Linked DNA regions of Homo sapiens: regions 1 and 2 are each linked to region 3. A link is a contact called in ENCODE Hi-C data. All regions are on one chromosome and are shown on one strand. The core of a region is the stretch at or near the end of the contact, and the rest is flanking DNA. Distances in the headings are between cores, read along the strand shown. Region 1 has its middle 11 kb from the start of MIR6729. Region 2 overlaps VPS13D (vacuolar protein sorting 13 homolog D). Region 3 overlaps ZBTB17 (zinc finger and BTB domain containing 17).

The links. A loop is a pair of places that touch in the nucleus more often than their neighbours do. Pooled maps may share reads with other maps.
Region 1: a loop to region 3 is called in a map with no recorded cell type, with 7 times the contacts of the local background. The contact joins two enhancer-like sites. A Hi-C loop is called at or near these places in 2 of 37 single-sample maps with no recorded cell type and 3 of 50 pooled maps.
Region 2: a map with no recorded cell type shows a loop between it and region 3 (13-fold over the local background). The contact joins two enhancer-like sites. A Hi-C loop is called at or near these places in 3 of 37 single-sample maps with no recorded cell type and 4 of 50 pooled maps.

Annotation. Positions count from the first base shown.
Region 1 is chr1:12,038,663-12,041,830 of GRCh38, reverse strand. No RefSeq gene overlaps it. Among named protein-coding and RNA genes, the nearest start is that of MIR6729, 11 kb to the right of the region's middle. RefSeq lists enhancers at 1,043-1,112, 2,178-2,677 and a cis regulatory region at 2,460-3,168. Within about 2 kb of position 1,315, at least 3 of the 41 ENCODE cell types and tissues checked have a DNase peak (open chromatin) inside an H3K27ac peak, as active enhancers do.
Region 2 is chr1:12,432,191-12,435,321 of GRCh38, reverse strand. The region is part of intron 65 of VPS13D (vacuolar protein sorting 13 homolog D); the gene reads right to left. Among named protein-coding and RNA genes, the nearest start is that of SNORA59A, 73 kb to the left of the region's middle. RefSeq lists a cis regulatory region at 1,758-1,768 and an enhancer at 1,691-1,835. Within about 2 kb of position 1,426, at least 26 of the 41 ENCODE cell types and tissues checked have a DNase peak (open chromatin) inside an H3K27ac peak, as active enhancers do.
Region 3 is chr1:15,964,765-15,967,669 of GRCh38, reverse strand. All of the region lies in intron 2 of ZBTB17 (zinc finger and BTB domain containing 17), which reads left to right. LOC124903855 (a long non-coding RNA gene) reads right to left here. Exons shown (of 3, transcript XR_007065486.1): 3 at 27-2,905. Among named protein-coding and RNA genes, the nearest start is that of ZBTB17, 9.9 kb to the left of the region's middle. RefSeq lists enhancers at 1,548-1,737, 2,020-2,189. Within about 2 kb of position 1,474, at least 19 of the 41 ENCODE cell types and tissues checked have a DNase peak (open chromatin) inside an H3K27ac peak, as active enhancers do.

The DNA of each region.
Region 1 (3,168 bases), core at 66-2,565, 3.9 Mb after region 3:
CCCTGCAGGAGGAGTGGAATGGAGGTGTGGGTAACTGCCCCCATCCTGCTCTGTTCCCACACCGTGTCCTACAGAGTCCCTAGAGTTCCCAACCAAAGATTCCTGGAAGGGCCTGAGTGGTTTTCAGGCCTCTGACCCTCCCAGGCTTGGAGGCCCGCAGGGCCCTACTCCAGCACAGACACTGGGCCAGCGCCCTGTGTCCATCATTTCATGGAAGAATCACCTGAAACTTCCCCTGCTCCCACTCGGCTCATTCCTTACTGTGTATCTGGCCAGGTGGGGTGGACCCCTCTAGAGACAGGATCCTCATCTGCCAATATGCACACAGGCCCTGGTTTCAAATAATAATGTTGCACATTTATTAGGCCCAGTACTGCACTACGCATTTCATCTCCTGATCATCTAATTTCATCCTCTAAAAACCCCAACGCAGTAGGTAACATTCTTGGTTTTCTGGGTTTTTTTTTTTTGTTGTTGTTGTTTTGTTTTGTTTTGTTTTGTTTTTTGAGACAGGGTCTTGCTCTGTCACCCAGGCTGGAGTGCAGTAGCTCGACCGTGGCTCGCTGCAGCTTCCAACTCCTGGGCTCAAGTGATCCTCCTGCCTCAGCCTCCCAAGTGGCTGGAAACACAGGTTCGTGCCACCACACCTGGCTAATTTTTTAAATTCTTTTGTAGAGACAGGGGTCTCCCTATGTTGCCCAAGCCGGTCTCGAGCTCCTGGGCTCAAGCAATCCACCCACCTTGGCCTCCCAAAGTGTTGGCATTATAGGTGTGAGCCACGGTGCCTGGCCCAGTAGGTAGCATTCTAATCCCCATTCTACAGATGAGGAAACTGAGGCTCAGAGAAGCCCACTGACTTGTGCAGGAGCAGCAGCCAACACTGACCCCCAGGCTGAGGCTCCAGGTCCAGTGTTCTGCAACACACAGCTGGCACCTGGGGCTGCTTCCTCTCCTGGGTGAGCCTAAGTAGCAAATGTAAGAAGTTATGTTTGCTCATTTCTGCTTGAGTGGATTCACAAGCCGCTGGCTCTGTGACAATGGGCAGCTCTCTGGAGGGATGCTTTGAAGACAAAACAGAATAGAGCCCCATGTCTCTTGCGTGAGTCACTATATTCCTTGAAAGATAAATGGCCCCAGACTTGCTTTTTCCTACACATAAGATACCATCTGGTGGGGTTAGTGATTCTGCCTCCACAATCGATTCAGCAGATGTGCTTTAGTCATCTATAGCCAGATGTACTCTATACCCAAACCTCGATGTGATTTTGTACATATTACAGCTTCACCACCTGTACATAAACTGTGAACTGAAACTGCCAGAGCAGCTGATAGAACCCCTCCACAGGGCTGCTCTCAGGCAATAGGCTCGGTCTATAGTCCTGGTAAAACTTCTGAATAAAAAGAACTCTAAAGTTTTTGTTTTTTGTTTTTGAGACGGAGTTTCACTCTTGTTGCCCAGGCTGGAATGCAATGGTGTGATCTCAGCTCACTGCAACCTCTGCCTCCCGGGTTCAAGCGATTCTCCTCCCGCAGCCTCCCGAGTAGCTGACATTACAGGCATGTGCCACCACGCCCGGCTAATTTTGTATTTTTAGTAGAGACTGGGTTTCTCAATGTTGGTCAGACTGGTCTCGAACTCCTGACCTCAAGTGATCTGCCCACCTTGGCCTCCCAAAGTGCTGGGATTACAGGCTTGAGCCACCACGCCCGGCATTTTTATTTATTTATTTATTTTTAGACATGGTCTCACTCTGTTGCTCAGGCTGGAGTGCAGTGTTGTGATCACCACGCACTGCAGTCTCAGACTTCCCCGGGCTCAGGTGATCCTCCCACCTCAGCCTACCAAGTAGCTGGGAACCACAGATGTATGTCACCATGCCTGGCTAATTTTTTGTATTTTCAGTAGAGATGGGGTTTCATCTCTACATGTTGCCCAGGCTGCTCTTAAACTCCTGGGCTCGGGCAATCCACTGGCTTCAGCCTCCCAAATTACTGGGATTACAAGTGTGAGCTACCACACCCAGCCCGAACTCTAATTCTTCAGCTTTTTATTTTCTTTAGTTGACACCTGGCAAACTTCCACCATGGGAGTCAGGGGGTGTTTGTCAGAATTTGCTGGGAATGGGATGGGGGGCAGCTAGTTCTCCCTCGAGGCTGGGGTGTTCTGTAACCCTCAATCCTGGTGGACAGGAAGGGTTCCCCCACCAAATCTGAGGCCTGGGGAATTCTCAAAGCCCTCCCTCTCCCCTTCTCCACTGGCTGAGATGTCATGAGTCCTGGCTGGCCAAGAAAGGCTTCCTTGCCTCGGGAGCTGGAGGCCCAGGACACCTGGGTGCCTCTGGTATCCCATCAACAATGGTGGGGGATAGAGGAGGCAGGGCTGGGGGAAGCAGAGGGGTTTCTGCTGAGTTTCAGAGGCTGTGTTGCCAACTCTTAGCCACAGATAAAGAGGGCCAAAGAGAGTGTGGTCAGAGCTCAGCATGGTGATGGCATGACAGGGGATGTCCCCAAAGGCCACCCAAACCATCATCAGGCACTCTTATGCCACCCCAACTGATCACATCACGATCCTGTGGGCCCAGCTTCCTCTCAAAACTTCCTGCAAGGCTTCAGCCATCCACCCTCACAGCCTCAGCACTGGCCCCAGGGAGGGTCCTGCCCACCCACATCCCTCCTCCCTCCCTGTCCTCAGAGCCTCCATGCTAATGAAACTGGCAAGAAGGCTGCTGCCGGCATCTGCTCCCAGCAACAGCCCTTCCAGGAGCTGGGGGTGAAGGCCACTGGATCAAAGGACTCCATGCCCTGCTTCCATTCTCTCTTATCGTCCTGGGGAAGGCATGAGCTGGAGCAAACTCAGGGGGCAGGTTCCATTCCAGGCAACAGGATGGCATCAATCTTATGATGGAAGAGCTGATGACAGTCTTATCATTTCTCATAGCTCCCCTCCCCGTCAGACCACGTGCCCGGGTCTCTGCAGGTCGGATCTGGTTCACCTCTTCTTGGAGTTATCGCCCGTGTACAGATGACAAAACTGAGCTACATACAGAAAGGCTAAGTGACACGGCCGCCGTCACGCAGTCAGTGGGTGGCAATACCGAGGGCGGGTGTTCGGAGCTACACTCTATGTCCTCCCACAGATTGGGCTGAAAAGTTCAGCAAACCTACAGC
Region 2 (3,131 bases), core at 177-2,676, 3.5 Mb after region 3:
GCCCAGCTAATTTTTGTATTTTTTAGACTTTTTTTTTTTTTGGTCATGTTGCCCAGGCTGGTCTCGAACTCCTGAGTTCAAGCAATCTGCTCACCTCAGTCTCCCAAAATATTAGTACCATTTTTAAAGCTATCCATTCAGTTACTAAATTCAAAACTTATTTCAACTGGGCAATCAGTATCAGTGTCTATCCCATGTTTTCTGTATAGCAATGCTGAGAAATAAAGATAAATGTAATTAACATTTTAAACACTTACGGTAAGGATACACTAACATATTCCGCAGGGCTAAGTTAACTACTCCATTGTAACTATTTATTTCATAAACTGCATGGCAAGCCTGACAAGCCTACTGGTCAACTTTGACAAAAGATTATGTGAGACAAATGCCAAGGAAATACAAAATTAACATTGTTGTTACTCCTTATCAGACCACAGACAAAAACAAACCCACCAACAGTCCAGAATGAAGGAAACAGGTTGTTGGCTTTTGATTGGAATTTCCTAGGATTGTTACCATGTAGTACAAGATTAATCTAAATGTTTCTTTGTGCACAGACAAGCTTATGTGGAATGTATCAGAATAATATAATAAAGGCTTAGGTTTATGTGTGAACAAAACTGCTTTCAAAAATGTATCATTATCAGGCTGATTAAGAAAATACCACAGATTTAAACATACCTGAGGCCTATAAATAAGTTAGTTTGCTGCTTACTGGGGGTGGGGGGAATACACAGGCTAAATAAACAAACGAAAGTACAGGAAAATCAAACACTTTCAAATGAGCTTTCTTCCTTAAGTAGGTGTAACTAAAACCCAGTTGTATGCTAGGACTACTGAGTATTTTCAAGATAGTGCATGCTGTGGCATTTTAAACCACAGAGCCAAGCTGCTACCACCGCCACCTCAACCACCAAACTTTAAGAGCACACGCTGTGCACTGACTCATTTCATCCTCCCAGCAGCACCCTTCACAGCTGGCAAGTGGATTTTCCAAGCAAAAGGGAGAAACCTAGAACACACCACAAATAGGTACCTATTTTTGCCTTGATGTGTCAAAGTCAGAGAAAAGGGCAAAATTCAAGCAGCTGACCAACGGCATTTCAACAACAGGATGTTCCCAGGGAGACTGCGGCAAAAGATGTCTTTCACAGTATATGTAATTCCACAAAAATAGCAGTTAAAACCAATACGGCATCAGGCACAATGAATGACAATTTCAGGTTAGAAATAACCAAATGCTCAGCCTCTAATTTGTTTTCTTCTGTTTTGAGGGATAAAACAGAGGAATAAAGAATGTGCTGGAAATTTGGGGAATGCACTTCAAACTTCTTTCCTCCTCCTCCTCCTCCACACACACACACACACACACTCTCTCTCTCTCTCTCTCACTCTCTCTCTCTCCCCACCCCCTACCTCCTCCTCTTTGTAAAAGGCCTTTAATTAGCTCACATCCTATCCTGGCCAGGGCTGCCTAATACATTCTGACACCAGCCTGTTGGCCAGGCAGTGGGGTCTAAGTGCAGGCCTGATTAGCGGGATCCCAGTGGATCCCCTGCCGCTCTTATCTCCACAGATGCCTGATGAGTTTGGTATCTTCCTCCCAGCCCTCCCGGGAAGCTGCCCCAGCAGGTGCCCATTGGCAATAGTTTTGTGTTACAGGCCTGAATGAATGATCCCCGCAGGAGCTGCCGACTGTTTTCACAGACACAGAAGGCAGTCAAAAGTCCACTGCGTGAACTTGGAATGACCCCAGCTGCAGAGTCACTGGCGGGTTCATCGGGAGGGCAGGCACGCTTTATTAAACAACTAATACTCTTCACAGATAACTTTCCGAAAAAGCAAAAGTGTTAACTCTTTGCAATCTTGCTCTGACAAAACACTTCAGCTGTGGCGGGGCTCCCTGTGTGACTGAGGGTCTGAACCCAAGTGAGGGCTCTGAGATGGAGGAATGGCGCCAGCAGGGACCATGATTTCATCTGGCCTGAAGAAGGGTTGGGACTCAGTCACCATTTGGTCTACTGTTTTGTTGTTGTTTTTTTGTTTTTTTGTTTTTTTTTTTTCCCCAAGCGTTCCAGATTAAAGCGAAAAGGCAAAAAGCAAAGGTTTCGAGCACCTACTCCAGGGAGGACAGTGTGGCTGGGAGTCAGCCTGACAGTTACAGCCCCCAGCCAGGCCGGCTCTCAGCACCTCCAGAACAAGAGGGTGGCCCCTGGCTCATTCTGCCACATGCCTGTGCACCCTCGCAGATATGCGTGGGCCCCCATGGGGCTTCCATTCTAAGTTACCAGGAGAGAAAAGGTACTAAGGTACTAAGCTGTGAAGGCCATTGCAAACTCTCATCACCTGTGGGACTGGTGGGGCAGTCATTTTGTTGGCAGCAGCCAGATGCTGTGCAGTGGGTTCCCTTTAGAAGGAGGACTCAGACGCCAGGCACAGTGGCTCATGCCTGTAATCCCAGCACTTTGGGAGGCTGAGGCAGGAGGATCACTTCAGCCCAGGAGTTAGAGACCAGCCTGAGCAACATAGAGAAACCCCATCTCTACGAGAAAAAAAAATTTAGCCAGGTGTGGTGGTGTGCTCCCGTAGTCCCAGCTACTCAGGAGGCCGGGTTGGGAGGATTGCCTGAACCCAAGAAGCAGAGGTTGCAGTGAGACAAGATGGTGCCATTGCACTTCAGCCAGTGAGACTGTCTTAAAAAAAAAAAAAAAAGGGAAAGGATTCAGAAAAGGAAAGGGGTTCAGATCAAAGTGTTCTCATAACGAAGACAAAGCCATCACAAGTTCTTCCAGGGTTGCTGGACAGCAGGCAACTGGACACATCCACATTTTCAGTGTCCACTGAGAGGTACAGCAAACAGCCACTTCTGTCCTAGGGCAAGAACCAGTACTAAAGATGTTTTCGCTCTTTTCTTTTTTTTTTTTTTTGAGACGGAGTTTTGCTCTTGTTGCCCAGGCCGGAGTGCAATGGCACAATCTAGGCTCACAGCAACCTCCGCCTCCCCAGGTTCAAGCGACTCTCCTGCCTCAGCCTTCCAAGTAGCTGGAATTACAGGCATGCACCACCATGCCCATCTAATTTTGTATTTTTAGTAGAGATGGGGTTTCTCCAAGTTAGTCAGGCTAATCTCG
Region 3 (2,905 bases), core at 225-2,724:
AGGGTCAAAAAAGAAAATATGCAGAGTTTAGGAAGAAAACAACATTTACTATGGGAATGCATGCACAAGGTAGAAAAATCAGAAGGTTCTCAAGCGTGTACCTGTGGAAAGTAAGTTACCCCCCTCTCCTCCCAGGAAACTTTTTTTTTTTTTGGTAGAGACAGAATCTCGCCGTGTTGCCCAGGCTGGTCCCAAACTCCTGGGCGCAAGCAATCCATCTATCTCAGCCTTCCAAAGTGCTGGTATTATAGGCTTGAACCACCAAACCCAGCCTCATATAACACTTTTTTTTTTTAATTAGGGCCTTGCTCTGTGGCCAAGGCTAGAGAGCAGTGGAGCTGTCATAGCTCACTGCAGCCTCGACCTCCCTGGCTCAAGCGATCTTCCTGACTCAGCCCCCCAAGTAGCTGGGACTACTAGCACACACCACCACACCTAGCTAATTTTTCTGTTTTTTGTGGAGATAGGGTTTCGCCACGTTGCCCAGGCTGGTCTTGAACTCCTGGGCTCAAGTGATCCACCTACCTGCGCCATCCCAAAGGACTGGGATTACAGGTGCGAGCAGGGGTGGTGTCCTGTGGGGTGACCCATTGTTGGGTTTGACATCACAGTAGGGAGGGACCTCAACTTTAATGAAAACAAAAAACTCCAAATACATTTTATGTACAAAACATATTGTCCTGGAGATCATAATCTACTTCTTTTGCTGGCCACGGCTTTTTTTTTTGTTTTTTAATTAATTAATTAATTAATTTAATTTTTGAGACAGGGTCTCGCTCTTTCGCCCAGGTTGGAGTGCAGTGCTGGGATTATAGCTCACTGCAGCCTCGACCTCCAGGGCTCAAGCGATCCTCCCACCTCAGCCTCCCGTGGCCACAATTTTTAAATGGTTGAAATAATAGAGGTCAGAGAGTAAGTACTGTGGCTCATTGAACCTTGCTGCGTGTGTGTGGAATGCCAGCACAGAGAATCCTTATGGACATCAATAGTTTGACAGTCCCAGGGTGATTAAGGTTGACCTCAGTAATGCAGTCAGCACAGATACGTGTAGAAAACTGGGGCTTAGGCTCTTGGATTCAAACGTGCTTGTTATGAATTGAAGAGAGATGGTTCGTAGGGCTGGGCTTCAAAGGAAGGAAGCAAAGGGCATGGTTAGAACTGAGAGTTGTTCACTCATATCTAAACAGCAGTGTGGACAGAGGCTCAGAGGTGGGAATTCCCGCTGCGAGTGGAGAGCGGGCCAGAAAGCAGGCTTAGTGGGTTCATTGTAACATCAAAAATCTACTCAGCTTCTGGTCTTGAAAGGTCTGGCAGTAGAATCTGTTCTCCCCACCCCAGCCGCACCACTTCCTATACTGGAACTTATTAACCTAAGCAGTCACTTTCCTGTCCCGAGTGGCAGGCTCCACTCGAATTTCGCCAGCCTGCCCCATGGGAAGCTGTATCACCAGAGCTCAGAGAGCAAAGCACTTCTCATTTCTGTAGTCTCGGGGCCATGTGGGCCCCTCAGGGATTTTCCCCCGTTACTGTGACTCAGTCAGCAGCCCAAATTAATGCTTGGCAAATGATTTAAAGTAAGAAAGAACTTGTTTAATTTTGTAAATCGTTTTTGTTAAATGTTGACTCCATACAAAAGAATGTGTTCAGTGTAAAGAATAAGGATACAAGAAACATCTTCCATGTACCCATTACCCAGTTTCCAAAAAGAACTTACTGTTACCTTTGGAGTCCCCTGTGTCCCCTCCCTGATCTCACCCGGCCCAAGTCATCCCTGAGTTTTGCTTTTATCACTCTTGCTTTTCTTTATAGTTTTACCATGTGTTTGTATTGCTAAACAATGTACCGTTTAATTCTGCAGGTTTTTGAACTTAATATAATCATATTGTTTTCTTCAGTGCCTTGACATTAATCCACGTTGCATAGAGTGGTATTTCATTTTCACAGATGAATAATGTTCCATTGTATGAGAATTTATTTATCCTTTCTATTACTGGTGGACATTTGGGTTGTTTCCAGTATTTTGCTGAGACAAACAGTGCCACTGTTCACATTCCCGGGACATGTATGCACAGCCTCTCCAGGGACTGCAGCTGGGAGTGGAGTCACAGGGTATGTGCGTCTTCAACTTAACAAATAATGCCAAGTTGTTGCCAAAACTGTTTCCCCAGTTTACCCTTCAACAATTCCGTTTGCCTCATATCCTCTCAACAATGGTATTTTCAGACTTCAACATTTTTACTAATCTGGTGGGCGTACAATGACATCTCATGTGGTTTTGATTTGCATTTTCCTGGTTCTGAGTTGGGCATCTTTTCGTTGCTTACTGATCATTCAGATTTCATCTTCTCGGAAACAACAGATTGTCTTGCTCATTTTTCTATTGGGTGGTTTGTAGACATTTTGTTAGTTTTTTGTTTTTTATTTCTTATTTTGGATACTAATTCTTTGTCAGTTATATGTGTTATAACTACCTACTTCCAGTTTGTGGCTTGTCTTTTCACTGTAGGATATTGTTTTTTGTTTTTGATGAGCAGAAATTCTTTTTTTTTTTTTTTTGATACGGAGTCTCACTCTGTTGCCCCGGCTGGAGTGCAGTGGCGCGATCTCAGCTCACTGCAAACTCCGCCTCCCAGGTTCAAGCGATTCTCCTGCCTCAGCCTCCTGAGTAGCTGGGATTACAGATGCGTGCCACCACGCCTGGCTAATTTTTTTTTATTTTTAGTAGACGGGGTTTCAGCATCTTGGCCAGGCTGGTCTTGAACTCCTGACCTCATGATCCACCCATCTCGGCCTCCCAAAGTGCTGGGATTATAGGCGTGAGCCACCGTGCCCGGCCTGTTCTCTGTTTAAATACCACACTGACTTGTAAAATACATCATTTTAGAAAACTGGTGAACTGGTGTCT